Regions from separate parts of the Mus musculus genome. Here region 1 is linked to region 2. Evidence: chromatin loops called from intact Hi-C (ENCODE). Cell type or tissue: left cerebral cortex. All regions are shown on one strand. Links, peaks and the distances in the headings refer to the core of each region. The heading gives the core; the rest is flanking DNA.

The links. Peaks named below come from ENCODE experiments on the same cell type or tissue, not always from the same donor. Only the 100,000 strongest peaks of a DNase experiment are listed, where the experiment ranks them.
Region 1: it touches region 2 in a loop (5-fold over the local background); 6 of 42 quality-filtered maps call a loop at or near these places.

Annotation. Positions count from the first base shown.
Region 1 is chr6:120,575,761-120,591,108 of GRCm38, forward strand. No RefSeq gene overlaps it. Among named protein-coding and RNA genes, the nearest start is that of 1700072O05Rik, 29 kb to the left of the region's middle. In left cerebral cortex, for the core only: CTCF peaks have their summits at 4,457 and 6,160 (motif pointing right); DNase peaks (open chromatin) are centred at 3,700, 4,427 and 10,224; H3K4me3 peaks cover 1,276 bases; H3K27ac peaks cover 397 bases.
Region 2 is chr6:120,656,701-120,672,048 of GRCm38, forward strand. It overlaps Cecr2 (CECR2, histone acetyl-lysine reader), which reads left to right and starts at 9,614. Exons shown (of 19, transcript NM_001368706.1): 1 at 9,614-10,007. The coding sequence starts at 9,882. In left cerebral cortex, for the core only: no CTCF peak of the experiment used is centred there; DNase peaks (open chromatin) are centred at 8,878, 9,229, 9,814 and 10,500; H3K4me3 peaks cover 2,836 bases; H3K27ac peaks cover 1,344 bases.

The DNA of each region.
Region 1 (15,348 bases), core at 2,928-10,927, 83 kb before region 2:
CTCAAATGAAGCTCCTTCCCTTCTGGTGACTCTAGGTTGTTTCAAATTAATATACACAAATCCACCCAGTCCTTTACCCTTCTATCTCTTTATTTGTTTATTTTATTTATGTGAGTACACTGTAGACACACCAGACACACCAGAAGAGGGCATCAGATCCCATTACAAATGGTTGTGAGCCACCATGTGGGTGCTAGGAATTGAGCTCAGGATTTCTGGAAGAGCAGTCAGTGAGCCATCTCTCCAGCTCCCTAGTTATTTATTTTTAAGACAGAATTTTTCTGTGTAGCCCTGGCTGTCCTGGAACTTCCTCTGTATACAAGGCTGCTTTTGAATTTAAAAAGTTCTGCCTGCCTCTGTCTCCTGAATGCTGGGATTAAGGGCGTCATCCACCACCACCACCCGGCCTTTTTTTTTTTTTTTAAGAGATAGGTTATCTCTGTGTAGCCCTGGCTGTCCTGAAACTCCCTCTGTAGACCAGGCTGGTCTTGAACTCAGTGATCCACTTGCCTCAGCCTTCCAAGTGCTGGGATTAAAGATGTGTACTGACCAGTGCCATGCTATCCTCCTTCCTAACCCCCACCCCTCCTCTTTTTCTTGATCTTACTATTCTTGCCTCAGAAACTTCCTATCTAGATTTTTTTCAACAACAGAGTCAAAAGATTTCTAAGAAGACTTTTAATCCGTTGCTAGTACAGGATTACCAACCCCCAGCTATGGAACCAGAGGCCTGTGACACCTATATACCCTGGTGGCAAAGATCAAGCTTGTCCCAAAAGGACTTTGATGCTCCCATTAGGCAAGAACCAGTCTAAAGATAATGTTGCCTCCTTCCCTGGTCACTGACTGTTTTAGTAAACAAAAAAGGGAGGAATGTTGGATATTCACATCAACCCAGTTGGCAGAAGGGCTTTCCCTGAGGCTCCTACAGATCCCTTGTAAACCTGCTCCCAGAGACCTCCAGGTCCTGACTACTTTGACTCACTGAGGTACACCAAGCTTCCACCAGCAAGGCCCTGTTCCCTTGGGAACTCCAAAGGCCAGGCCCCACCTACCAGACCTAATGGCCATAATGGCAGTTCCTACCCCAAGGTTGCACACAATCATAAACACACTACTTTACTGTTTACATTGTCTTCATCTTTTCTAAGAACAACACTTTGTAGTCTAGGCCATGACTTCAGGGGGAACAGACTCAGTTGCTTAGGCTCCTCATTCGTCCCCACAAAGAAGTGTGTTTCTTGGGCTGGAGAGATGACTCAGTGGTTCAGAGCACTGGCTGCTCTTCCAGAGGTCCTGAGTTCAATTCCCAGCACCCAGAAGCTCTGATGCTCTCTTCTGACATGACATGCAGGTTTACATGCAGCAGAGCATTCATATGTATAACTTACATAAAAGAAGGAGAAGGAGAAGAAGAAGAAGAGGAGGAGGAGGAGGAGGAGAAAAAGGAGAAGGAGAAGAAGGAGAAAAAGGAGGAGGAAGGAGAAGGAAGAAGAAGAAGGAGAAGGAGAAGGAGAAGGAGAAGGAGAAGGAGAAGGAGAAGGAGAAGGAGAAGAAGAAGAAGAAGAAGAAGAAGAAGAAGAAGAAGAAGAAGAAGAAGAAGAAGAAGAAGACTGTTTCTCTTAGTGGGGCAGCTCCAGCTGACTCCTGTGCCCTTCTCTTTGGCATTGGGTGTGGTCGGATCGTTTCTCTTGGCACACTTCAGGATGTTGTTTTAGAGTGGTCCATATGCTCAATCTGCACACTAATTCTCTCGGCAAGCATCTTGCCCTTCACTTGCTTGCATGCAAGGATGCCCACAGCATGCTGGGTGATGTCATAGTAACATTTACAAGACATTCCTTTTTGAACAGTGCCTGCTACCTTGATGCTTACAGAAAAAGTGACTTCCTGTAGATTCACAGACACCTGGCCAAAGGAACAACTCCACTTCCTAACTTTCCTGGAGATCTTGGGGGGTGGGGGTGGGGGGATATGTTTCTCTTCTTTTTCCTTTGTAGTATGTGTGTGTGTGTGTGTGAGAGAGAGAGAGAGAGAGAGAGAGAGAGAGAGAGAGAGAGAATGAGAGAGAGAGAGAGAGAGAGAGAATTTTGATAACTTGCTTGAAGATGGCTGCCATTGGTGATGACAGTGGTAGGTGGTGATGATGGTATTGATGATGGTTGGGTGGTAGTGGAGGTGGCAGTGGTTGTAGTGAGATCGGGACTGGAGAGATGGCTTAGCAGTTAAGAACACTGATTGCTTTTCCAGAGGTTTGGAGTTTAATTCCCAGCACCTACAAGGGTGGGTAACAGCCATCCTTAACACCAGGATAAAGTGCCCTCTCCTGGCTTCTAAGGGCACTTCACACACACACACACACACACACACACACACACACATGGCACACAGACATACATTACATACAGGCAAAAAGGATATAAATATAAAGTAAAATAAGCATTTTAAAAATAAAAATTATTTAGGAGCGAACAGTAACAGTATTGTGAAGATGAAAGATAAAATCCCACTTTCAGAGACAGATTTGAATGAGGAAAAAGCCTCCTGTTGGTAGTTTATTCAGAGCCTGGTATAGTGGCACACTAGGCTTGAATCTGAGTCCTTGGGTTCTACCAAAACTACTTGACAATTACCCATATCTAAGAATGAAGTTTTTTTGGGTTGTTTGTTTGTTTTTAGGGGCAGGCTGGGGTGGTGTGTGACTGCGATCCCACCTTTTGGTAGGATGAGTCAGACTGCCCACAAATTTGGGACCAGCCTGGTCTACATATCAAATCTAGTGCCAGCCTGTGGTACTTGAGACCTTGTCTCAACAAACAAAATGACAAGGGCTGGGGATAGCTCAAGAGTAGAGCATTTATCTGGCATGAGCCAGGCTGTGGGTTCCATCCCCAGCACTGCAAACCAAGCTGGCCGGTCAATTGACTGGGTGCCAGCTGAAGCTCTGATCTCTCATAAGTGAAGACTAGAGAATTTGCTTGGTGTAGAAGGAAGGTGGAGGTGCTGTCACTGACCAGACGACAATAGGGTGGCCGAAAGCTGCGGGGGTTGAAGAACAGACAGTTAAACAGGCTAGCTGTGGGACCTGCTGCCACGAAGAGAGAACTTTCATTGGATTGCCTTGTGTCTGGAAAAGGAAATGGGCTAGAGACAAGGAAACTGGCATTCTAAAAGCCAGCGTATCTGTAAAGTGGGAAAGGGTGGGCTTAGAGGCACAATCCTGTTTCTTTACACGGGAGGATCCAGCCCTGGGAACATGGCTCCAAAACACCAAAGTTGTAAGAGCAGCGTTAGCCTCTGGGAGCTGCAAACTGCCCCTGTATCCCTGAGCTTCCACAGTCAGCCTATCCCAAAACCAAGGCCGTGGCTGTGCACATCCATAGGCTGAACAGGCTGAGCAAGCTTCCCTCCTGCCCTGCCCCCTCCGGACACAGGTGAGAGAGGTCAGAGGAGCAGTGCTCAGCAGCCCTTGGTACATGGGTGGCTTGTGGGGTGGTTTGTGTGTGTGTGTGTGTGTGTGAGCGCGCGCGAGCATGAGCTTGTATGTGTCTTTAAACTGGCAGCTTAAAAGAGCCCCACAGGCATCTGCATTTTCTACCCCATCCTAACCCCTAGGCCCAGTGCCAGGGGAGCAGACCCTTTGTCAGCGGAGCCATCCTGGCTTTGTGCTCCATGAGGAAGGCAGAAAGAGACCTTTGGCAATCCTCATGGGGAGGGGAGGGACTCGGGCACCAAAGTCTCCAAAAACGTTCTCATTTGAACAAACAAACAAGAACAAAGCTGGAGGAAGGGCCGCGGAGACAGCGAGTGAACTCTCAAACTACCGTAATTAAGGTGGACTCCCTCCCAAACGCTCCTGCGCTAAAGCCGCTGTGTTTATTAACCTGGTCAAAAGGCGGCAGGGCAAACTAAGCTGGAGCTTTGCCTCTGAACAATTTAGCATGCAAATGAGACAGAGGCACTGGGGTGTGAAGGGGACCCGTTAGTAACTCCGTTGGTCTTGGACTATATATGTACAGGAGAGGGGAAGTCCCTGCCTATGGACGGAGATGCTGGGACAAACCGGGCAGAAATTGGGGTGGTGACCTGTTTGCACCCAGATGGCATCCACTGGAACAGGCTGGGTTGCTACCGAGGCTAGGAGCTGGCAGACTTGCCCGCCCCACCCCCAGGGCCATGCCAATTAACGTATAAGACTGTGCCAGTGAGACCCAGGGATATTTACATTGCATTTGTGCCAGTGTCAGCCCAGGGGGTGACTACCCAGTGAAAACCTTTGCACTGTGCAAGAGGGCATTGCCAGGGTGTCTGCACGGCAGAAGTGAGCATATGGGCCGCAAGCAACCCTACAGACAGAGGAGGGAGTACAGCACCCACGTGGATCTCCCTCCGGCGGCTCTGCTTTGGTTTCGAGACCTGTAACTAAGGCAAAAGACCACTAGGGCTCCTAGTTGCACCGCTTTCCCTCCTCCCAGCTGCTCTGGTCTCAGTCTCTGGCGCTCAGGCTCAGAGATACAAAACAGCTGAGCAGATAAACAAGCCACCACCTGCTCTCTCCTCCCCAGTGACACCGCCCTCGTCCCCAAGTCCCACCCCTTCTTCCGTGCACTCTCTCCCTCCATTCCCCCCAGAAGCCTCACTCCCTGGTGGCATGGTGGCGGCAGCAGCTGCTGCAGTCTGCCTCTCTCCTGCTGGCACTTACTCCGCAACACGCCCCCCCCCCCAGCCCCTCCGCCGCCCCTGTGCCCCACCAATGGCAAATGAGGAACACGTGTCTGGAGCCCTGTGCGCTCTCTCTCTCTCTCTCTCTCTCTCTCTCTCTCTCTCTCTCTCTCTCTCTCTCTCTCTCTCTCTCTCTCTCCTCCCGAGGCCATTTCAAACAAAACGTTTGTGCTTCTGAAAGTCAGGCATGGATCTCTGGAGTCCCCAAGGAAAACAGGTTTATGGCATCCGCCAGCCCTGGAGCCAGTGTCTGGCCATTTGGCCCAGAGCCCTTTTGCTAGGGACAGGAAGAGTGAAAGGAAAGGGTTAATCTGTACAGAGGAGCCCTCAGGGGTCCAGTTCCATTCCAGACTGCAGGGGAAGTAGGCTCTGGGATAGAGGGCTCTGGAAAACACCCGGGAGAAAGTCAAGTCACCTCTTGTAATACTTGATAGTGCAGAAGAGAGGCATATATATGATGTGCTCTGACACATGTTACATATATCACATATATTATTGTGCTTGGTGTGTCCCTGTGACAACACACTTTGGGTTTGGTAGTCAGAAGCCCTAAGTTAGCTTAGGGCTTAATAGGTCCCCAGCGCCAATGGCAGGCATTAACAGAAGGTCCCATTAGTTGGGGACACAGGAGAGGAACTCCAGAGTGCCTCTTCCCAGGGAGCAAGTGTGTGCCCTAAGCTGCCTGGTGAGATACCCTAGAGGCTCTGAGCGCAATTCACAGCTTGAACCCTGCACTGCCAGCCACCTCAACTGTGAGAAGCTTAAGATGATAAAACTTGGTGCCCCCCACCCTGTTTTTCTGTCCTTACACCCTCACCCCCCTGGCACCCCCACTCCACCCTCCCACCTCCCAGGCCCCCAACACTCCCCGCGCTGTGCCTCTAGTTCCTCATAAATTTGTCTTTACAGTTTATGCAGAAGGGCTTGTGTTTGAAGGACCCAAGCCTGCCTTTCATTTGTTCGAACCTCCCATCCCTTTGTGCTGGAGGGCAAAGCTGGGCCTTGCACTGCATATGCGGAGCAAAGGCCCCGCCACTGAGCTTCACCCAGACTGTCATCAGGTATTTGAACGCACAATGCTGTTTGGTGTGGTAAGCAGCCAAGAGACCAACTTAGCACAGGGCTGGGCAGGACGACAGTCAAGGCTTTCTGGCCTTGAAGGAGAGACTTCAACTTCCTCAGACCCCCAGATTTAGTTTTCTCACTGGTAAACTGCAAAAGGGGGCCCTGACGAGAGCTCAGAGGTTAAAGGTGCTGGCCACCGTGCACACACACACACACACACACACACACAATTCATTGACTAGTTAACTAATTAATAGAAATTTTTTAAATAAAAAAGGACCTGCCTCATAATTTAGCTAGTCATTTATTTATTTATTTATTTTAAATTTTATTTATTTAATGTATGAGTGCTCTGCTGCACATACATCTGCCTGCCTGAAGAGGGCATCAGATCCCCCTATAGATGGTTGTCAAACACCATGTGGTTGCTGGACTTGAACTCCAGACCTCTGAAAGAGCAGTCAGAGCTCTCAACCACTGCTAAGCCATCTCACCAGCACTTATTTATTTTTAGACAGGGTTTTTCACTAGGCTGGCCTGGAACTCTCCTGCTAGTCCGTGCTAGCCTTGAACCCACAGAGATCCCCCGCTTTTGCCTCTGAGTGCTGGGATTGAAGATGTGAGCCCTGCTGTTTATTTTAACGTGTTGTGTAAGTGTTTTGCCTGCATGTAGGTCTGTGCTACACGCCTGTCTGGTGCCCGCTGAGGTCAGAGGAAGGAAGTAGCTCCTCTAGAACTGGAGTTACAATGGATGGTTGTGAGCCACCCTGTTGTATTAGGAACCAAACCTGGGTTCGCTGTAAGAACAGTATCCTTAACTGCTGAGCCATCTCTCCCCAGCCCCATAGATATACCTCATTTATAGATTACTGGTGGAATGCATGCTGGTGCTCATGACACTGTGGGTTCTGTCCCCACCACTGCAAAAACACAGTCACAAAGGTGCACAAAGGTATGTGAAAGCCAAAGCCAAAGCATCTTTTTACTGGACTTCCTCAATGTCCTACTTTCTTTCTTTTTTTTTTTATTCTGAGGACTAGGGGGGGGGGGTGTGGAGGGGGTGTGCAGGCGAGGGGCAGGGCTGGCGAGATTGGCTGCTCTTAAAGAGAACCTGAGTTCAATTAACAGACCTCACACAGCAGCTCACAACTGTCTGTAATTCCAGTTCCTGGGGATCCTATGCCCACCAGGTACACAAGGGGTGTACAGACAGACACACATACAGGCAAAACACCCAAACTCATGAAATGGGATATAAAAAAAAAAGTTAAAAAATTAAAAAGCAAAACTAGTACAATCCTTTTGGATATAAAATGTAAGCCCAGAAACAACTGAACCTAGGGGCTCACTATTTCTAAACACTCTAAACTCAACCACTGAGCTGTGGTCATCAGTCCTTTTTTTAAAAATCCTTTTTCATTTTTAAGGTAGGGTCTCACTCACCTGGGCTCGAGCCAGCCGTCCCAGGTTTCCTTACTAGCTGGAATTACAGGCCTGCCTTCTCCGGCAAGCTGAAGAACTTCTGCCCTTTTCAGGGGAGTGGGAACTGAGACTCTGCGGGGTGTCGCTGCAGAGGGGGAGGGTTGACACCCTCTAACACTTTTCTTCTAAACAAGGGGCAACACTTAATCCCAACACTTGGGAGGCAGAGGCAGGCAGATCTCTGAGTCCGATGCCAACTTGTTCTATAGAGTGAGCTCCAGGACAGCCAGGGCTACACAGAGAAACCCTGTTCCGAAAATTAAAAAAAAAAAAAAAAAAGATTCTTGAACTTCACACATGTTTAGCATAATGAGGCTCTGGGTTCCATGGGTACCATTGCCACATATAAATGCATAAGTAAATAAACATGTAAACAAACAAACATACACATAAGTAAAATGGATGGGGGCCAGGAGAGCCTTAGGTTTCTACAACTGTGAGAAAACATCATGACCAAAAGCAACTTGGGTTTAATCTCAGCTTATAACGTAGAGTGTATCATGAAGGGAAATCAAGGCAGGAACCTGGAGGCAGGAACCAATGCAGAGGCCATAAAAGAGTATTGCTTACTGGCTTGGTCCCCATGGCTTGCTCAGCCTGCTTTTGTGTATCACCCAGGACCACCCTACCCAGGGTGGCACGACATGGGTAGATCCATGGTACTAAGGGGCTGGATCCCACCACATCAGTCAAAAAAAAAACCAAACAACAACAAAAAAGCCAATAGACGTGGCTATAGGCCAGTCTTATGGAGGCATAGTCTCAACAGAGACTCTGTCTTCCAGAACGACTCTAGTTTAGGTCAAGTTGATAACAACAACAAATCAATCAGACACGAGGCCCATTGTTGAGCAGGTTGGCAGGACCCTAGAGGCTGGCATCAATCAACATATCCCTGCCACTAGAGGTTGCTGTCTTGGTGGAAGAGCTTCAGTTCTAGACTTTTCTGTCTCTTTGTAGAGGTGGAGTTTTTTGGGGGGGTTGTGGGTTTTTTGGGGGTTTTTTTTTGTTTTTTGGTTTTTTGGTTTTTTCGAGACAGGGTTTCTCTGTGTAGCCCTGGCTGTCCTGGAATTCACTTTGTAGACCAGGCTGGCCTCGAACTCAGAAATCTGCCTACCCCCAAGTGCTGGGATTAAAGGCGTGCACCACCACTGCCCAGCCTGGCCACACTTTTATTGGATAAAGCACCTACCATGTATAAAGACCTGGAGTCCAAATGCCCAGAAACCATGTAAAATCTAGTCGGTTGTGATGGCCTGCCTGCAATTCCAGTGCTAGGGAGGCAGAGTCAGGTCCGTGAGGCCTTTTAGCTGGGTAAACTAAGCAGATCAGCAATTTCCATGTTCAGCAAGAGACCAACCTTGGTAAGTGGAGTGGAAAGCAATTGAAGCAGACACCTAAAGGGCTCCGCATACATGCACACCACACACATGCACATAAAAGAAAGGCCTTTCTCTCTTCCCTTCAAGGGCTCACAGCCTAGTAAAGTGAAAAAGGAGATGTCTGCTCATCCTCCATGACTTCAAAGGCTGGCAGGGCTGGCGCTGAACACCAGCTTCTCCTCAAGGAGCCCTTGCGTCTTTCCAGTCAGTTCAGCCCAGCTCCTCTATCTTCAAAATAGTCTTGGACAGCAACTAAGAACCCGGTAACTGGAAGAATGAAGTGAGAGCCGGGAGGTGGTGGCACACACCTTTAATCCTAGCACTTGGGAGGCAGAGGCAGGCAGATTTCTGAGTTCGAGGCCAGCCTGGTCTACAGAGTAAGTTCCAGGACAGCCAGGGCTACACAGAGAAACCCTGTCTCAGAAAAAAAAAAAAAAAAAAAAAAAAAAAAAAAAAAGAAAAGAAAAGAAAGAAAGGAAACTGGGGCTGGTGAGATGGCTCAGTGGGTAAGAGCACCCGACTGCTCTTCCGAAGGTCCAGAGTTCAAATCCCAGCAACCACATGGTGGCTCACAACCATCTGTAACAAGATCTGACTCCCTCTTCTGGTGTGTCTGAAGACAGCTACAGTGTACTTACATATAATAATAAATAAATCTTTAAAAAAAAAAAAAAAAAAAAGAAAGAAAGGAAACTAAAAAGAAAACAAACAAAAACACACACACAGTAAAAAAGGAGGAAAAAAATTCAAAAACCCATTGCTAAAAAGATGGGCAGAATAATTAGTCCTTTAATAAGACACCGCACTTTCCCTCCCAGAGTCCCTTCTCCTAGCACAGTGGCTTACCAGCTATGGGTCACCACACAGCTTCATAAACCTGCCTGCTTCTCAGAATTATTCAGGGGACTATTACTTCTCCTTTCTTTCTTCCTCTCTCTTCCTAAGCATGTTTTGTTCAACACTTTTGGTCTCCCCAACATTAGGGCTTTGTTACTCTTTTTCCTAGTGCTCTCCAGCCTCGTGTGGCTGTTTGCCACGTGTCTGACCTCATGCCAGCTTAAATGGCACAGCCGTTTTCCCCTCCATGCTCCCCTGGGCAGTGGCTGAGATTTATAGGTTGCCTGCCCTGGGGTTTTCTTTTCCACTGTAATCACATTGTCCTTGAGCTTCTGTTTCAGTTTATTCTATATCCTCCTCACTGTGGTCTGTGTTTATTCTTAAGTTCTTTTATTAAGAAGACTAAGAACCAAGACGGGGACCCAGTTCCCTTCTGTAACTAGAGACGGAACCTGGGCCTTAGGGCATGCTAGGCAAACACACTGCTAACAGGATTGCATCCCCAGCGCCTTGTGCAGACTCTTGAAATGGGGTCAGTGGTGTACACTCAGCTGAGGAGGCAGAGCATTCGGATGGGGGGAGGGGGGGACACACCCAAGGGAGCCTAGCACTCTGCTTGCACAGAACTGAACACGCTTGAGCAAAGCTGTGTGTGACAGAGGCCTTGGTGAGAAGCAAGCCAGAATGCTGCTCCTAGAAGATTACACAGGAAACTCTTCCTTTTTGCCAGACACATTCTTTCCCATTTTAAGGGAGCCACCAAGCAACCCAGAGCCCTTTTTGAGGCTCCAGGACTGCAGTGCTTGCCTGAGTCCTGGCTTTCTGCCCCGGCCAACTTCAAACCCAGCCTTTAATATGGATTCAGGGCTTATAGGACTTGGATCATTAATTATAAACCGTTTTGGATTGTGTTTTTATAAATGTTGAGCAAATAAATAAACTGTAAAATTTAATAAGTATGTAATTAGAATGGAGATACACCCAGAGGGACAGTGACACAAGGATAGAAGAAAGTCTCTTGTCCTCCTGGCCCTGGCACACAAAAACAGCTCAATAAACTGACCTGAAGAAGAATGTTGGAGAACATCTGACTGGAAAGAAGCCTTCTCCCCAGATCACCCCAGAACCTATTGTTAGGTTAACAATTGCATGGAGCACACTGACCACCTATGGACTCACTCATCAGATTGTGGCAGATGTGGATCGGTGGTAGCTGGATTCAGAGCCTGGCTGAAGCCCTGGGTTCCACAGCAGAGACACCTTTAATGCCAGCACTTGGGAGGCAGAGGCAGACAGATTTCTGAGTTCAAGACCAGCCTAGTCTACAGAGTGGGTTTCAGGACAGCCCCAGGACTACACAGAGAAACACTGTCTCAAAAGAGAGAGAGAGAGAGAGAGAGATGAGCTGTTCCTAATTCTCTCCACTTCCCACTTACAGTTTAAGATATGAGCTCTCAGCTTACTGCTCCAGCAAGCCACAAATCCCTGTTTTGATGGTTGTGATCTCTTTCTTCTTTTCTTTTCTTTTCTTTTCTTTTCTTTTCTTTTCTTTTCTTTTTCTTTTTCTTTTTGATACAGGGTCTCACTGTATGTCCTAGAACTTGTATTCATGAGCTTTTCCATTGGCCTCTGTTCCCTGAAATAATGACTCTTAGACTTCTTCTATAGGAATAAATGCCTAGGCCATAACTTTGACTTGTTTCTGCTAGCTCTTACCTCTATTATCCCGTTTATTCTATTCTAAGTCCTACCATATGACTAGCTACCTTTCTTCAGGTCCGTACATCTGTCTCCATCAGCATTGGGGTGAACCTTTCATGCCTGACTATTTCTTAGAATCTTCCCTCCTCTCTGCTGGATGTCCCACCTTCTAATCCTGCCTCAGCTCATTGGCCATGGGCTTTTTATCTACAGCTGATGCTTCCACACAATACATATTCTCTTTACAGGACCTATGTAGACAAGGCTGGTGATCCCATTAAGACCCATCTTCCTCTGCTTCCCAAATGCTAGGAATTAAAGGTATGTGCCACCATGCCTGATAGATCATGGACTCTTTTTTTTTTTTTTAAGATTTGCTTATTTTATGTTATGTATATGAGTACACTGTAGCTGTACAAATGGTTGTGAGCCTTCATGCAGTTGTTGGGAATTGAATTTTTAGGACCTTGCTTGCTCTGGTCGGCCCTGCTTGCTCAGTCCCTGCTCTCTCTGGCCCAAAGATTTATTTATTATTATACATAAGTGCACTATAGCTGTCTTCAGACACACCAAAAGAGCGTGTCAGATCTCATTACAGGTGGTTGTAAGCCACCATGTGGTTGCTGGGATTTGAACTCAGGACCTTCAGAAGAGCAGTCAGTGTTCTTATCCACTGAGCCATCTTGCCAGCCCAATCATGGACTCTTAAACCCAAATAAACTCTTCCTATTATAAGTCACCTTGGCCATTGTGTTAACAGCTATAGGAAATAACTAAGATAGATGATAGATAATAGATAATAAAGAGATAGACTGACCACATAGCCAATGAAGTATTTCACATGTTTGAATTATTTTTTTTAAGATTTATTAATTTATTTTATGTATATGAGTACACTGTAGCTGTACAGATGGTTGTGAGGCATCATGTGGTTGCTGGGAATTGAACTTCAGGTCTTTGCTTGCTCCAGCCCCACTTACTCTGGCCCCACATGTTTGAATTCTTGTCTGTATGTTTTATTTGTATTGTTTTGTTTTAGATTGTTTATTTTAGTTATTTATTTATGGGTGGTGGTGGTGCATACCTTAAATTCCAGCACTAAAAAGCAGAGGCAGATAGATCTCTGCGAGTTTGAGGCCAACTTGGTCTATAGAGTGAGTTCCAGGACAGCCAGGGTTACACAGAGAAATCTTGTCTCATAAGACCAAAAGAAGAAAAAAGAAAAGAAAAAGAGTTGATCTGGGCAGTGGTGGCGCATGCCTTTAATCCTAGAACTTGGGAAGCAGAGGCAGGCCGATTTCTGAGTTTTAAGCCAGCCTGGCCTATAGAGTAAGTTCCAGGACAGCCAGGGCTACACAGAGAAACCCTGTCTTGAAAAAAACAAAACAAAACAAAAAGAAAGAAAAAGAAAAAGAAAGCCAGGCAGTGGTGGCATACGCCTTTAATCCCAATGCTTGGGAGGCAGAGGCAGGCAGATTTCTGAGTTCAAGGCCAGCCTGGTCTACAGAGTGAATTCCAGGACAGCAGGGCTACACAGAGAAACCCTGTCTCGAAAAAATCAAAAAGAAAAAAAGAAAAAGAAAAAGAGTTTATTCTCCCCCCCCCCCCCCCAGGTCCTCAGGCCCTAGGCTTAGCAGTCTCCTTTACTGGCTTCTTGGTTTTTTGAGATAGAATCTCACTCTGTAGCACTGGGCTGGCCTCAAATTTGCAGCAATTCTCCTGCCTCAGGCTTCTGAGTGCTGGGATTACAGGAATGAGCCAACAGGCTCTATAAATCTGTTCTTGTTTGAGATGAAGTTTCTGTGTAGCTCAGACTCAGACGGGCCTTAAACTTAAGGTCCTGCCTTTCGACTCCCAGATGCTGAAATTGCATGAGTCACTTACTGGATTTTTTGGGAACATGTTCACTAGCTATTTTGGCTTCAAGCCTTATCTCCATAGCCAGATGGAAACTGTACCTCAAGGACAGACTCTCTGCTGTCTTTGACTAAGCTGGTCACCAAGCAGCCTCCCCAAACTGCTGTGACATTAGCCTTGGTCAATTCCTTTTAACTGAACAATGAGAACTGGTTCTGATCTGTCAAAATCTGGACGATTCTCCTATGGGATTCTTTTCCTTTCTGACCATTCATTTGACATTATACCATGGCATAGCTGTCAGTCACTCGGTGAATATTTGCTGACAGGCAGAGAGAGCTGTTTTCAGTCAAGTGTGTTAAAGATAATCATGCATTTCTCCCTCCCCCACTTTTTGGCTTTGTGAGACAGGGTTTCTCTGTGTAGCCTTGGATGTCCACTAGTTCTGTAGACCAGGCTAGCCTTGAACTCATATAGATCTGCCTTCCCCTGCCTTCCGGAATTAAAGGCACGTCCAATCACTGCCCAGCTTCTCATGCATATTTTACATTTTATTGTTGTAACCGGCTGTGGCCAAAAAAAAAAAAAAAAGTAAATATATTGCGTCTATTGGGGACAGGGAATGCCATGCTGCCTGAGTAAAGGTCAGAATACAACTCTGGAGGTTGGTGACCTCCTCCCACCTGTGTGTCCCAGGGATCAGACTCATGGTGTCCGGCTTATTTTCTCTTGGGATAGAGCCCAAGTTGGCCTCAAACTTGCAGTGGTCCTCCTGAGTATACATGTGCAGTCGGGCCGTGGTGGTGCACACCTTTAATTCCAGAACTCAGAAGGCAGATCTCTAAATTCAAGGTCAGCCTGGTTCACAGAGTGAGTTCCAGGACAGCCAGGGCCACACAGGGAAACCCTGTCTCCGGAAAATAAAATAGAACAAAACAAGCAAACAATCAGATGTGTAACACCACACCTGGTATAAGAACAAATAAAGATCGTCTTCTAAGAGTTGTCACTGCCCACTAGAGCAGGATCAGGGAACTGAACTAGGGTTGGCTACAAGAGCAGCATCTAAGCTGGGCGTGGTGGCACACGCCTTTAATCCCAGCACTCGGGAGGCAGAGGCAGGCGGATTTCTGAGTTCGAAGCCAGCCTGGTCGTCTACAGAGTGAGTTCCAGGACACCCAGAGCTAAAAGAGAAACCCTGTCTCGAAAAACCAAAAAAAAAAAAAAAAAAAAAAAAAAAAGAGCAGCATCTATATCTCCAGTGCTCCTCTGCCTGCCCCTTCCTCCTCCTCTTCTCTTCCTCCTCCTCTTCTCTTCTTCCTCCTCTTCTTCCTCCTCCTCCTCCTCTTCCTCCCCTCCTCCCTGCTTCTCCTATGGAAGGTCTCCCTTCCTTTGACAAGGGTTTCCCCCTTTAGTTGCCCTCATCCCTGCCTGGGAACCTCCAAGCTCCCTGGCCTTTCTCCTTTTAGCAGAATTACCCTCTCAGAGTGCCTTGGCTCCCTTGCTGCCCAGCTGCTGCACACTGGAGGGTGCCAGGGCCCTGAGCTGGGCAGCCCAACTGGAAGGCATCCAGGGTCAGAGTTGAAGCTTCCAGGCTGGCTCTTGTTTTTTTCGTTATAGTATTCTCTAGTCCACACCAGGGGCTCTCCCCAAGGACTCTGAGAGCAGCAGGTGCCCTGGCTGTCCTTTGCAAGCTGGGCCACCCAAGTGAACCTTCCCTGGCCAGGCATCTGACCAACAAAGACTCCTCCTGCTCTGCAGATAACTGCGGCCTGAGGAAGAATTCAAAACACTGTTATTAATAAATGAGAAAAACAGAGGGCAAGGGTCCTCAATTCCTTGCCTGTGGTTCCAGCCACCAAGAAGTCAGTTGGGTGCCAGGCCTGGTAACACAGAAGAAGCAAGGGGCTTTCTCTGAGTTTGAGTCTAGCCTGGTCTAGGTAACGAGTCCCATGCTAGCCAGGGTTACACAGTGAGACAATTTTTCAGAGAGGGAAAGAGAGAAAAAGATTCAAAAAGTCAAACTACTCATTACAGGGTCATGAGAAGTTGGGTCCTGCCAATAGCTGCAATGAAACAGGCACAACTCCACCCTGCAGGGTAACTAAAATAAAATGCTACTCCGTTAGGGGCAGGCCGTACAATGAGGACCTTAATTTGAAAGGCCTGAGAAATGTGTGTCCTAATTTTGCTTCTTTTTTTCTTTTTCTTTTTTTTCCCCCCACTGGTTTTTCGAGACAGGGTTTCTCTGTATAGTCCTGGCTGTCCTGGAACTCACTCTGTAGACCAGGCTGGCCTTGAA
Region 2 (15,348 bases), core at 4,888-12,887:
AGAGATCCACCTGTTGTGTAACTGGTTCCTTAGAGACTAGAAACATTCCATCCTGCAAGGAAGCTCCCGTAAGCAGGAAGGTAAACAACTCAAAAGAGCTTCAGGAAGTCCCTGAAGTTAACCAGATTCACTAGGCCTCTCCCCTAAAGAGTAAGCATTAAAGGTTGAGAGCTCTTCTCAGCAGATCAAAGCCAAGCTGCAAGAAGACTCTAAGAGCAGTCTGGGAGAAACAGAAACTAGCTGAGCTGTCTGAAGAGGTTTAGACTAACTGAGGTACCTAGAAAGACACCCTCAAACCTATTGGGCTGTGGGCAGCCTGTCCTGTGTGCTCTAGGTTGTCAGCTTTGTGAGCTGTTACCTGTGCTAGGGTAGACTTTGCTGTCCTTGAGTCATTCTCTTGTAAGTAACCCCCCACCCATATTCCTGTTAGTACCCCTGAGATGCCAAAGCTTTTAAATTCAGACTCTACTTACTTTAGAGAACCTGACCTAAGTTTGAACTCAGGTAGACAAACAGGCTTGAACAGCATTAGTTTCCATGTCCTCCCCCCAAGAGAACCTGAGCCTAGCTCCAGTCTCTAAGCTAATCCCCAACAAGAGCAGAGTTTCCAGGTTATACCCCCAACAAGACCAGTGTCTACAGGTTATTCCCCCAACAAACCTGCACCCCGGGTTACAAGCCCACCCCCTGCCTAACGTCCACCAATGCAGAGGGGAGCGGAAGTTAAGTTTATGATATGACTCCCAGCACCAGCCAATTATGTTAAAGGCCATAGGAGCTTCCCAGTTAGATGCTTGCACACGTATTCCCTGCTTGCTGCTTACTATAAAGCCTTGCCCCATAGACATTCGGGGCTCCCCAGCCACCAAAACCGTCCTGCATGACCATGGTGTGTTGGTAAGCCCCGAGCTAGCTCGGATAGAATAAAGACCCTGTTGTGAGTTGCATCAGATTGTCTCCTGTGTGTGTGTTTGGGGGACCAATAACATTTCCCTGGCACAACACCCCCAATAAAAATCACAAGCTTTGGGCTTTGGAGGTGCCCACACTTCTGTCTGTTGTGGGCACCTTATCTGGGGTAAGTAGACATGTGTAGTGCAACTCCCCAGGAAAAGTTTTGTCATACTCCACTACCCACCTCTGCCTCTTGGGTACTAGAATTAAAGGCATTCACACTAAAGGCATGCACTACTGGTACCCGGGAGGCCGAGGCAGGCAAATCTTTTTGAGTTTGAGGCCAGCCTGGTCTACAGAGTGTGTTCCAGGACAGCCAGGGCTACACAGACAAACCCTTGTCTCCAAAAAACAAAACAAAACAAAACAAAATCCAGAAACAAAGAAAGGCAAACAACAACAAAACACACATCACCAACATCAGCCAAAAAGAGGAAAAATTAATTATAAAATTATAATCATAAAAATTGCCAGGTGCCTTTAAAAACTTGCATACAGGAGGCAGAAGCAGGTGGATCTCTGTGAGTTCAAGGCCAGCCTGGTTTACAGAGCAAGTTCTAGGACAGCCAAGGTTGTTACTCATAGAAACCCTGTCTTGAAAAACCATATACACACACACAAAATAAATTTAAAAATAGAAGTAAAAAGTTGTTATGAGTAAGTAAGGCTTTCTTGTTTTTTCTGAATGTTGATGTTACCTAAGGCCTGGTAGGCAAGCCTTGTACTTTTGGCCCATATCTTTACATTCAGGGTTTGTTTGTTTTTGTTTTGAGACAGTATCTTATGATGTAGTTCTCTAGCTGGCCTACAGCTCACTATGTAGACCAGACTAGCCTCAAAGTTCTGCTTGCCTCTACCTCTCAAGTACTGGGATTAAAAGCATGTGCCACCATGTCCAATAACCTTAGGTTTTTAATTCCTGGTCCTTAATATTGAATATAAGCCTCCAGGTAGCATATGACAAAATGGTACCAGAGCTGGGGGAGATGTGGGAAGTTTGCTGAGAAAGGCCTGCCACCTATCTAGTTGGGAGTGTGTGGGTTCCATGGCTGAGAACAGAAAGGCAGTGGAAGGCAGCAGGCAGGCTGTACACTCAGCCTTGCTCCCTGTCATTATGTAGATTGTTATTACACAATCGGTGAGTATCAGGGGAGATTTCCTGGAAGAGTCTAGTCGGGAAGAAGACTGCTCTAACGGCAAGAGTCAGGTAACTGCACTCTTGGAAAGACACAGGGCTGGCGAAGTCAGGCATGCAGTGTGCCGGTCTCTTGTGTAAGCGTACCTGGGGACATCCCCAAATTAGGGTGTTTCAGCAGTGTTGCATCAAGGAAGTGAGCTCTGAAGCTTCATGCTCAGAAGTCAAGTTGTAAGGAGTCCTTCCCCGGCATGATCAAAGTGGGAGCAGGCCATCCATCTGTTTGGCAGCAGGAGAGAATTCCTGGTGGGATTGGGTGGAGGTGTTAGTGAAAAACTAACAAGGCGGTGAAAGCCAGCGTTTGGCAGGTCTTCAATAAGCATCTACCAGATTTGGATCTTCCAGTGATCAAAAGATTGTCATTGATTTTTTGCTTTTCTGCTCTGTGCATATGTGTGGTGTGTGTATAAAACGTATTACTATGAGTGCATGCTACAGCTCGTGGGTGGAGGTCAGAGGACAAGGTTTTCACGGTCAGTTTTCTCCATCTGTTTTTTTCTTTTTAACTTTTAATTTTATTATGTCTGTGTACCACTTTGAATGCCTGATGCCTAGAGGAATTGGATCTCCTGTTAGTGGAGTTACAGGCTGTGGTGAGCTGTGTGTGAGTGCTGGAAATCAAACCCGGGCCTTCTAGGTGAGCAGCCGTTGTTCTTAACCCAGGAACTTTCTCTCTCCTTTTTCTTTTTTAATTTTTGAGACAAGGTCACATGAAGACCAGGTTGGCCAGGCACTGCACAGAGAGCTTCCGGTCTCTGCTTCCTGAGTGCTGGGATTAAAGGTGTGGATTACCACAGCTGTCCTCCAACTCACTTTTTTTTTTTTTTGGTTTTGGTTTTGGGTTTTTTTTAGACAGGGTTTGGTTGTCCTGGAACTCACTTTGTAGACCAGGCTGGCCTCGAACTCAGAAATCCGCCTGCCTCTGCTGGGATTAAAGGCGTGAGCCACCACGCCCGGACCAACTCACTTCTTAAGGGAAGGTCTCTTACAGTTTCTGGCTAGTCCTGCAGGGTGTCTGGGGACTTCTCAGTCTCCTCTCATCTCACCAGGAGGTTGGATGATGGAATTAAAGATACAAACCATTTTTGACGCGGGGATCAAACTCAGGATGCCTGGTTTGCCCGGCAGGGGCATTTGACCATGGAGCCATCTCAATTTGTCTTATCCTTGTATGACCAGCAAGTGAATAACTGATATGTCGTGGTTAAATGTAATTTTAAAAATTTTGGCAGTGTTGGGGACTGAACTCAGAGCTAGGCAAGAACTTTGCTACAAAGCTACACCTTGGCCTGGCTGTGGTGGCACATGCCTTTAACCCCAGTACTTGGGAGACAGGTAGGCTGAATTCTATGAGTTCCAGCCAGCCTCATTTTTCTACAGAGAAAGTTCCAGGACAGTCAGTGCTACTCAGTGAAACATGTCTTACAAGTCCAAATTAAAAACAAAACAAAAACTACACCCTATAGCCTTTGAATTAAATTGTTTTTATTTATTCACTTTCATCCCAGTCACTGCCTATCCCCTTAAGTTTATACTATTATTTTTATTATTTTATTTTTGATTATTTGTTGGGATTTAGACCCAAGACAAGCAGCTGAGCTGCAGATTTTTATTTTTTAAAGACAGGGTTTCTCTGTGTAGCCCTGGCTGTCCTGGAACTCACTTTGTAGACCAGGCTGGCCTTGAACTCAGAGATCTGTCTGCCTCTGCCTCCCAAGTGCTGGGATTGAAGACCCACTGCCCAGCTGAATTGCAGATTTAACATACCAAAGTGGGCCTGGCCTCCAGGTTCTCCCAGCGTCCTTCAGTCCCTACCTGGCACATCTGGCCCTCTGCCCTGAACTTTCCAGCCTAGGGACTGGGCTTTCTCTTCCCCAAAAGCTCCTCCCTATATAATCCAGACATTTTGGTCTTTCCCCACCTTCTCTTTCCCTCTCTTTGCATTTTTCTTTCTTTTCCAACTTTCCTCGGTCTCCCCTAATGATAACTTCCCTGGCCTCATTCCTTGGGACCAGTGAACCCACCAGAGTGGCTTCCCAATAAATCTGCCCTTATGTACTCTAACCTGGCTTGAATTGGCTCATTTTACCAGTGGAGAATAACTTATTTTTCAGCCAGGATCTCACTATGAGAACCTCATTTTGTAGATCAGCCTGGCCTGGAATTACAGAGATCTGTTGCCTCTGCCTCCCAAATGCTTGTATTAGATGAGTGCATTACCATGCCTGCCCTGATTTAAACTCTGTGTGTGTGTATGTGCACCACATGCCACATGCATGTAGAAGTCCTGGGCCATCAGAAGAGGTATTGATCCCCCAGAACTGGAGTTTTAGGTAGTTGTGAGCCACTATGTGGGTGCTGGGAACCCTGAACCCAGTTCTTCTCCAATAGCAGTAAAGACTCTTTTAATCAATTTTTGACAGGGTTTTTCTGTATAGCCCTGGCTGTCCTCAAACTTGCTTTGTAGATCAGGCTGGCTCCAAATTCACAGAGATCCACCTATCTCTGGCTCTCTAGTGTGCTGGGATTAAAGCTGCATGTCACTATGCCCAGCTAACTCTCTCTCTCTCTCTTTCTTTCTCTCTCTCTCCCTCCTTTCCTCCCCCCCCAACCCCTTTGGTTACAGTAAGCACTCTTACCTGCTGAGCCATCTATCTATCTATCCAGTGCCGTCTCATGTGTTTTAGTTTGTTCTAACATTGCCAATTCTGTGACTTTGCCTTCCAAGTAATGGAAATATAGGTGTATGCCATGATACTAAACATGAATTTAAAATATAAAGATGTTAGCCTGGCTTCATTTTAAAAATGAAAGCTGCTGGTTGTGGTGGCACACCCCAGTGGGTTTTTTTGAAGAAAGCAGAGGCAGGAGGAACACGAGTTCAAGGCTAGCTTGGGCTCTACATTTTTAGTAGGGTATGGTGGTACACACCTTAATCTCAGGACTCAGAGGCAGGCAGATCTGTGAGTTCGAGGCCAGCCTGGTCTACAGAGTGTGTTCCAGGATAGCTAGGGCTATACAGAGAAACCCTGTCTTGAAAAAGTGAAAAACAAAAGAAACAAACAAGCATAGTGAAATGTTTGGGTGTGGTCTTGTAAAACAATCACAGACAGAAGACCTGGGTTAAATTCCCAGCACCCATTGGTAACTCACAACCATCTGCAACTCAAGTTCCAGGTAATCCAAGGCTCGCTTCTGATCTTGCCTGGCTTCTGCTCTCATGTGGTGCACATACATACATACCTACACTCACACATTCTCCCACACCCATAAACATACATATGCTTAAGTCTTGATTCATTTCTTTTATGGGTATGAGTGATTTGCCTGATGTATGTAAGTACACTATGTTCATGGTTGGTATCCATGGAGGTGAGAAGGGGTTGTCTCCCTGGGACCGGAGATGAAGACAATTGTGAGCCACTATACAGGTGTTGAGAACTGAACTCAGGTCTTCTCAAAGAGCAGTTCTTAAGCAATGAGCCCCTGATATAGGCAGTCTGATCAGGCAAGGCTGTCTGTGTACACCTTTAATCCCAGCACTCAGGACACTGAGGACATCTTTTGAGTTTGAGGCCAGCTTGATCTTAAATAGTGAGTTAAAGATTGCTGGGAAAACACAGTGAGCCTCTGTAGGTTAGGAAGGGGTGGTGTGTGTGATGGCGGTGCTTAAAGAGATGATGTATTGCTTAGGAGCGAGAGCTGCTTGCCCAGAGGACCCGGGTTTGAGTCCCAACACCTACACAGTGATTCACAACCATCTGTAACTCCAGTTCCAGGGATCCAACACCTTTTCCTGGCTCCCAGAAAAACTAAGCACACACATACAGAATACAGAAGATTACAGTAAACACCCATACACATAGAGTAACTTTTAAAAATTAGGCTGGGTATGGTGGCCCACCTCTTTAATTTTAGTACTTGACAGATAGAAGAATCTCACTGTTTAGAATAGGCTGGTCCTTAATCCATGTAGCTCAGGCTACCCTCAAACTTGTGGCCATCCTTCTGGTTCATTCTCCTGAGCACTGAGATTACATGCATCCATTCACCATACCATAGCATGCCTATGGAGGTCACAGACATCTTGCTGAAGTCAGTTCTCTCCTGCTAGACAGAACTTGGGTCATCAGACTTGGTGACAAGCACCTTTATCCTCTCAGCCATCTTGTGGCCCTATTTTGTTTTTGAAACAGAATCTGTGGGCTGGAGAGATGACAGAGCAGCTAAGAGCACTGACTGCTCTTGCCGAGGTCCTGAGTTCAAGTCCTAGCAACTACCTCTCTGGTGTGTCTGAAGAGAGCGACAGTGTACTTGCATAAAACAAATAAATCTTAAAAAAAAAAAAGAAAGAAAAGAAAAGGAAACAGATTCTCATGTAATCTAAACTAGTCTTTGGTTTTGTGTAGTGGAGGCTAGACTTAAACTTGTGATTCTTGGGCCTCTACCTCCCGAGTGCTTTTTTTTCTTTCTTTTTTTTTTAAATTAAAAAAAAATTTTTTTTTCTCTTTTGGTGTTTTGGAGACAGGGTTTCTCTGTATAGCTCTGGCTGCCCTAGAACTCACTCTGTACTCTGTAGACCAGGCTGGCCTTGAACTCAGAAATCTGCCACCTCTGCCTCCCAAGTGCTGGGATTAAAGGCGTGTGCCACCACTGCCCGGCATGCTTTTGTTTTCTATGTGTGTGGGTGTGCATGTGTGCCAAGATGGTGTTTGATTCTCTTTCTTCTACCAAGTGGGGTCAGGGGCTCAAACTCAAGTTGTCAGGACTAATTTCCCCTTTAATGGAAAATACCCAGGGAGAAGAGGTTATGAAATGGAAGCTGTAGAGAGAATAAAAGAATTATTTCCAGGTAGCCTCAGCATCACTGGAGGTTAAAGGCACTGCTCAAGAGTAGAAAAGAACAAGAGTGAGACATGGTATAGGGAAGACTTAGCTAACTCTGGTGATCTGAGAGAGAATGGGCTAGGTTGGAACAAATCAAGAGCAAAAGGAACAATCCAAACAGGTGACAATTGTTTTAAGAATTCCCATACTTGCATTCCCACAGGGGTCCTTATTCTAGATTCCAAGTTAGTCCAGGAGACAGGTCTGAAGCAGGTAGGCATAGGGAAAGGCAAAACTAGTGTTCGGAGCCGAGTCAAGGATCCAGGGCTGCCAAGTCCAGGAAGTGGCTGTTCAACAGTAGCCAGTCTAATCCAATGGTCGGACCTAAGAACCGTCGGACCAGAGCCAGACTGAAACAGAGTTGCATATTGGTAATAGTCAATGGCTGGTGTCACACTAACCCATATGGGACATTCAAGCAGACACAGGCCTCTGAGGCAAATCCATTCAGAGGAAGGAGGTCCCGATCATCTTGACCCCCTTTAAGGGGCAGAAGTACAGCACTTCCAGGCTCCCAACACCTTTCATTTCCAGGACTTTTGGCAGCATGAGAATAAGCAGAGGGAGAAGTTACAATGGGGGTGAGTAGTGGGTATAACGAGCACTCAATATCACAGTGATTAAGAAGGAGCCAAATCTCTCTTATCTTTCTGCTTTCTGGTATTGTTAATTATTATTAGGCTATAGTAATGACAACTGAGATGCCAGCTAAGAAGGTTAGATAATGATAAAAGATAAAGATGGAAGTGAGTGATAGGAGGATCAGGGAGACCAGGGAGGAAGGATCAAACAAACAGTCAGAACATAATGGCTTTGACACAAGTATGTTAAGAAACGCCACAGCACCCAGAGTGTCTGTAACCCCAGCACCCAGCAAGTGCAGGAAGGATTGGTTCAAGGTGCAGAGAGCTTGTTGCTCCCTAGTCTGGGCTTCATGCAACCCTTTTCAAAGGAAAATGGTGTGATACATGAAGAGCACAGCAGTTCAGGGCAAGTCAAACATGGAGGCTCCAGCCTGGGCTACAGACTCACAAAAAAGTTCCACGGAGCCCTCCTGTATCCCTCCACCCCCATTCATGAGGTATCTACAGAGTAGCTGCGTTTTGAAAACATTCAAAAACAAACTTTAAAAATAAAAATGGGATAGATAGCGTGTAGGGGTTGCTAACTCTCACCTACAGGGCAGTGTGAGGGAAGATGAAGTATCTTAAGGTTAGTTGGCTCACAAAAGGCACACTTGGATATATAACTTAAGGATTTTAGTGTTTTTAAGTGCTGCCTTACAAAGACACAAGAGGTTAGTTATTAAAGTAATTAGAATAGGTGAGGGAGGAGGAACGAGCCAGGCCTCCCACTTACACATCTATCTCACAAACTCGCTCCCTATTATTCTTTCCAGGGTTGTACCTATCTAAACAGCCGAATTTGAGTGCACCTAAGGGGCGGTGTTTCTGGCGAGGTGGACTAAAGAAGCAGCCAGGACTCTTAGAGTAGAACTGCTCAAGCGCAAATGACCAATACAAATAGGCGCTACTACAACGTAGTTTTTCCAAACTTCTGGGCTATTTCGGGGGTGATTTTTTCCCCTTCCGGTTTAGACAGAATTCCACCGTCCTAAATAGCAGTTAACTTTTCTAAAGTCCGAGCACCTTCCTCTCGGAGCGTATTCCCGCAGCCCGGGCAGGTCTCCACCCCCACCCGGACACACGTCCTTAGTCTCCAGGCTCTTCCCCATCCCCCAGCCTCCCAGCCACATTGTGAGCACTCGCGCCCGCAGCAGCCGCGCTCCGCTCCGGCGAGGGCAGTCAGAGGGCTCAAAGCCAGTCTCCTCCAGGGCGGCTGCACGTGTCCGTTCCCTGGGGTGGGGGAAATTGCTCTTCCCGCTAGGCTGCTGATTGGTGCCTCCCCCCTACTCCACCCTTCCCGCCACACTCTACCCCTCCATCCTACTCGGTTCCAGCCGAACCAGCCCCACCACCTTCTTCCCTTGGAGAAGCGAGGCACTTTAGCGCTCCCTTAAGTCCCGTTCTCAGATAGGCTAATAATAGTAATAATAATAAAAATAAAAAAGCGCTAAAGAACAGGTGGAAAGCGCGTCGTTTCCCCGGGCCTCCGGTTTCCAGCGTGGACGTCCCACTCGCTCTGTCCCGCGCCACCCTCCACAGCAGTAATAACTGAAATCCCACACGTGCGCACTCCCGGAGCGAGTCCCCAGCAAGAGCACCACCCCGCGGGCCCTTTAAAAGGACTCGACCACTGAGGCCACGTGGGGGTGGGAGAGACCCTTATTGTCTTCCGTCACCAAAGTCGCCGAACTCCCCGGCCCCAAACACCTGCACGGCAGAGCGCGGCTCCCACCCGCCCGGCCGCCCGCGGGCTGCGCGCGGGCCCCTCCGCGTCACGGGCGGCCCCTCCCCGGGCGCGGCTCGCCCGCTCCCCCTCCCCCGCCCTCGGTGCAGCTGTCCGCGCAGGGGTGGGGGCGGGGTTGTTGTTGTGGTGCGCGCCGGCCCCGCCCCCTCCTCGTGGGCGGCCCCTCCTCCCAGGTTTCTGCCGGGCCCCCTCCCCACCCCCAGCCCCATCTGTTTTCCTCAGCGCTGAGTGGATTATATTGTATGGGATTGGGGGCGGCCGCACGGCCGCGGCGGGACGGGGCGAGCGCGCGGCCCCCGCCGGCTGCCCGAGCAGCGGCCGCTTGAGCGAGTCGGACCGCCGCCCCCCGCCCGGCCGCGCCTCCGCTTGAGCTCACGCCGAGCGGCGGGAGCCGCCGCGCGCTGAGTGAGAGGCGCTGCCGGCGGCCGGAGTCCGAGCGAGCGAGCGAGAGCGAGTGAGCGAGCGCGGCGGGGAGATGTGCCCGGAGGAAGGCGGCGCGGCCGGGCTGGGCGAGCTCCGCTCCTGGTGGGAAGTCCCGGCCATCGCGCACTTCTGCTCGCTCTTTCGCACGGCGTTCCGCCTGCCCGACTTCGAGATCGAGGTGAGTAGCCGGCGCTGCGCCCTTTCTCCGCGCTTCTCTGCGGGGAGTCGCGGGCCGCCGACTTGGCGCGGAGTGCGGGCGGCGAGGGGGCTCGGCGGCGGGCACGAGGCTGGCGGCCGGCACGGGCTCCCCGTGGCCCCGCGCGCTCTCGCCGGCGGGGGTCGAGCCTGCTTTTGTCGGCGCGGGACCCCGGGGCTCTCCCGGGACTTCTCGGCCGGTCTGAGGGCGAGAGTGCGCGCGCGCTCCCCGCTGGAGCCTCGGAGGCGGCGAGCAGCTGCTCAGGCGGGGACCGGGACGCGATGCGGGCTCACGCGCCGGGGGCCACAGCGGCGGGGCGGGAGCGGCCTCGGGCAGGGGCGGCGTTGCTCGGGAGACGCTCGCCCGGGTCGCACTTGGCGGACTTGCGGAGGCCCGTAACTCTCGGGCGCTTCGAGTCAACTTCGGGCGGGCGCAGATGGGGCCTGGGCTTGGGGCGTTCTCCTTGTGGGACCGCCCGTCGCTCACCGTCGCTCGGGACGCCGAGACTGTGGAGGGAAAGTTTGGGCCCCCCTCCCTTTTAAAACAGCTCCTCTACGGAGGAAGGCGCAGCCGTCCGTATTCCGGGAGCTCTCTCTCTGAGTTGATTTCGCCACCATTATTCCCCCGGGCGAGCGAGGAGGAAAGGAATGGCTTTCTGGCCAGGCCGAAGGTGCTTTCAAGACCCGAGGCTTTGTGATAACTGGACTAAAATCCGAGGGTCCTAATGACAAGGACGGTGGCGGGAGTGTGGGAAACGGAATGTATAAGATGGTCCGAAGCAGCATCCTGGCATTTATTTTTGGAAGGAATTGTGAAATACTGATTGGTTGGCAGGTTGAGTTGCTTTTTTTCCTGTCTGTAGGGACTTAATCACCCTTTTTTTTTTTTTTTTTCTTCCTTGGGACAAAGGTACAAGAAACTGTTGTTGGTCAGTTACTGTTTTCAGTTTTGTGACTGCCTTTACAATGGAAGTAATCAAAATTAAAGTAATTTATTTGGGAAGTCTGACCGTTGTGGTTGCCTCTTCACCCCCCCCCCCCCCGAATCTTGATTTTAATTTGTTGACTCTTGAGGTCTTCGCACACCTTTATTTTTTAAAGTCCGTTGTGTTTGCAGAAATATCACTTGCTTCTATGAATGAAGCGTGGGAATTTCCTCGTGTTGCAAAGTTAACGAAATTGGAAATCTAAACCGATTACAAGGGGTGTAGGTTAGGAAGGTGAAGAGGAATGTGGACTGAAGTTGGGGCCATTCGATGGCTTTTGGAGGGACTTTAAAACAAAGTGAAAAGGTTGGTAGGATTTTCCAGGTCGTGGGCTTCTCCAGGCTTTAGGAAAATGAAACTTGGCAATTAAACGCAACTCAAAGCGTTTATTTACAAAGTTTGAACAGGAGTGTAAGGACCATTTTTGTGATGAAATTTTGTAATGAAATCGGACTACAAAGATTAACGATTTGAGGAATCTTAAAGGGGAAGAGATGATGATTAATGATTCTGATGTCCTGTGTTTCCTTTTAGTTAGTTTGAAATCTTGAGTAGTCTAATTAAATCCTGCTGTTCAAAATGGCTGCAGTGTGTGTGTGTGTGTGTATGTGTGTGTGTGTTGGTGCTTGTGACAATTGCTGTCTTGGGTGCTGATAAACCTGTCCCAACCCATTTTCTTTCAAGAGGAAATAAATTGATGTGCGGATTACAAATTGAGTACATTTGAAAACGCCACTGTTGGAGAAATGGCACTTTCCCAAGTCCTTGTATTCCCATTTTGTTGATAAAAAGGTAGAGGAAACTCATTTTGTCTTAATTATACTCAACATATTTAAAGTTAACCTCTAATTTCTATCTTTAAATAGTAAACTTGAGGTTCTCAGTGTTTGTTGGCCTAATTCCTCTCGGAAATGTAAGCTGTTACTGTCCTTTACATGGTGAATAATCAGGTCTACTTGACATGGTGTCTCTTAATTCTAGTGGTTAAGAAAAAATTATGCTGTGTGGGTGTACATGTGTCAGGGAGTGCTTGTGGAGGTCAGAGGACAGTTTGAGGGAATTCATTTGGTGGTGAGAGCCCCAGGAGTCAAGCTTGGGTGGTCAGGCTTGGTACTAGTTTCCTTCACAGGGAGCCATCTCTCCTATGTGTTTCTTGGAAGATGCACTTTGTTCCTTAAAGTGTGTGTTACTTGAAACAACATTCAGCACATTACTATCCTGATTCCAACATGTACATACCTTAAATACTACCAGCCATTTCTCCCTTTCCCTATGGAGATGATCAATAAATGTGGAACATGATAGTGGTTTTCCCCTTCTGTATTTCCTGTATTTTATTTAGGGTTTTGATTAGTTACTGAAAGATGAAATATATCTAAAATTCTCATTCTCTTAAGAAATTTGACTTTGATCCATCAACAATGCAGAGTTCCCCAAAGATGCTAACAGTAAATTTGTTTTTGTTTTTTCTTTGGTGATTTGAAAAACATCAACTAGTTTATGGGTTAGGTCTTACAGAACAGTGTTAGTTTAGACCTTGTCTTTTTGTTTGTTTGTTTGTTTGTTTTTCGAGACAGGGTTTCTCTGTGTAGCCTTGGCTGTCCTGGAACTCACTCTGTAGACCAGGCTGGCCTCGAACTCAGAAATCTGCCTGCCTCTGCCTCCCAAGTGCTGGGATTAAAGGCGTTCGCCACCACTGCCCGGCTGACCTTGTCTTAAAGTAAAAATATACCAGTAAGGAGCTGAATGTACCTGCTAGACACATGGAAAGTCCTAATTACACTGGAAAAGCTAGAAATGAAGAATACTGATTACCAAATAGTTAAAACCAGACATCATTCCTTTAGGACACCAGTTTTCAGTTGTGGGAAAGATCTCATTTTACTCCTCTTTCCCAGGCTGAATCTTTGGATTTATAGAACATTGACAAAGCAGGAATCCTTAAGGATTTGTTTTTATCCCAAGCAAAATCTCTCAGGTGAAAGGCTCTAAGATTCTTGATGCTGTTCTGTAAGAGGTCAAGACCTCCCACTTAAGGTCCCTAAAGTGGTGATGTTTTTATTTTTGTATGTAAAAATATTTTTGCGCTCTGTTAATTAACCTTAAACTGATCATTTCTTCAGAAGAGTCAACATACTTGACTCTGTGGTGTATGTGGCGCTGGGGATTGAATTCTGTGTTCACACTTGCCAGGCAGGCACTGCATCACTGAACAGTCTTTTCCAGCCCTGAGACTACTTCTACCAGACAGAGTCTCATTATGTAGCTCTGGCTGGCCTGGAACTAACAATGTAGACCAGGCTGGCCTCCAACTCCTGGAGATCCTTCTGTCTCCTGAGTGCTGAGATCAGAGGTGTGTGCCACCATGCCCTACTTTTTTGCTTTTCATTTTAAGATAAGCTTGAACACTCATGAATTGCTGCCCTTAAATAAAGGTTCTAAAATAATCAGAACAAAAACCTGAGGGTACAATAATAATGTTTTCAGTGGCTCCAGATTCTTAGTTTATGATAGGGTTGTAGCTCAGTTGCCATAATTTCCTTCCCTGGTTTTCAAAACAAGACATGAATAGTATATAAAGCTTAATTTTTAGCAAAATACAGCTAAAATAATTAAAATAACTCAGTCATTGGGAAGCTGGTAACTCTAAAATTGTATCCTGACACTTGAGTAAAAATCTTCTGTTAACATATTTAGAAATTCCTATATTCCTGATATGTTTGCCATACATAGATGTTGCTTTTAATTTTCTGAAGAGGCTATGTGTAGTTGGACAGTAATAGATTGAAGACACTGCCTTTAGTAGTTGGTTATCACTGAACACTTACTACACTGTTTGGGGTTTTTGTTTTTGTTTTTTTAATGTATTAGGACAACCCAGGGTTTTAACGCATGCTAGGCATTGAGGTACAACCCCAGGCCCCCCCCCCCCCATCCCCTCCTCTCTCTCTTAGTCCTACTTTGCATTTAGGGTTTGTGAATAAGTAACTAAGCAAGCTTTCTATTCTACCTAAGCTTCCCTAGTTGTTTGATTTATAGGGATGAACCATCTAATCACCAAAGCATCTCATATTTGGACCTCTTTGGCCACATTTGCTGATAATAGAATCCATTTATATATGATTTAGCTAAAGCCAAATGTTTTGTACTTAATATTGTAGTGGATTAAGTTAGTTAAGTTTTACCCTGATTTGAAACAAAGATAATTGACCTCTTTAAGTACTTGCTTCAGGTTGAAGTAAGGCAGTGAAAGACAACAATTTTTCATAACTTTAGAGCAGCAGTTCTCAATCTTGGAGGGGGGGGGGCTGTTGAACAAACCTTTCATAGAGGTTGCCTAATATTAGAAAACACAAATATTTACATTATGATTCATAACAACAAAATTTAAGTTGGGTGCTGGGATTAAAGGCTTGTGCTACTACTTACTGCCCAGAGATTCTTGCTCTTTTAGCTTTAATCTTCCCTGCCTTGTGTCTTCTTTCTGTTTGTGGTTGTGTGTTGCTGAAGTACCTCACTCAGCAGGATGATGTAGGGCCAGTATATAGAGAGCTTTGTATTCTCCCCTTTGTAGTCCTGTTTCTAGTCCTTTAATCAAGAGAATGAGCCATGAATTATAATTAATATAAGTAATAAAACTTGCTGAAATTTAAACATAGATTAGTTGTATCAGCTGTGTTTAGGGGATAGATTCTGTTTGTGTATAGGAACAAGTGCTGTCAGGGTGGGTATTAGACTTCAATAAAATTCTCTCTTATTGGTTTTTTCGAGGCAGGGTGTCTCTAAGAACTCTGGCTGTCTTGGAACTTGCTTTGTATACCAGGCTGGTCTTGAAGTCACAGAGATCACAGGTCATAGTAATTTAGTAAGTGAGACATATAGGATTGTATTTTCTTAAAAATACTGTCTCGTGGGCTGGAGAGATGGCTCAGCAGTTAAGAGCACTACAGACTACTCTTCCAGAGTTCAATTCCCAGCAACCACATGGTGACTCACAACCATCTGTAATGGGGATCCGATGCCCACTAAAGACATCGGCAGTGTACACACATATACATGAAATAAATAAATAAATCTAAAAAATACTGTCTCATTATACTTCGCTGCCCATAACTACTATGTAGATGTTAACCTCATTTTACAGATGTGTGGGGATTGGAAGTTTGGGGAGGTTGGTTGTGTGCACAGGATTTCTACCTAGGTTCAGGGCTTTTACTCCAAAATCTGTGTTGCTGTTGTCTTTTCACAGTTTTGTGGACGTTTTAATTATTTGTATTGAAGGCATGTCTAAGGGTTCTTGGCTCAAAAGATCTTTATTTTTTCATTAGGTATGTGTTT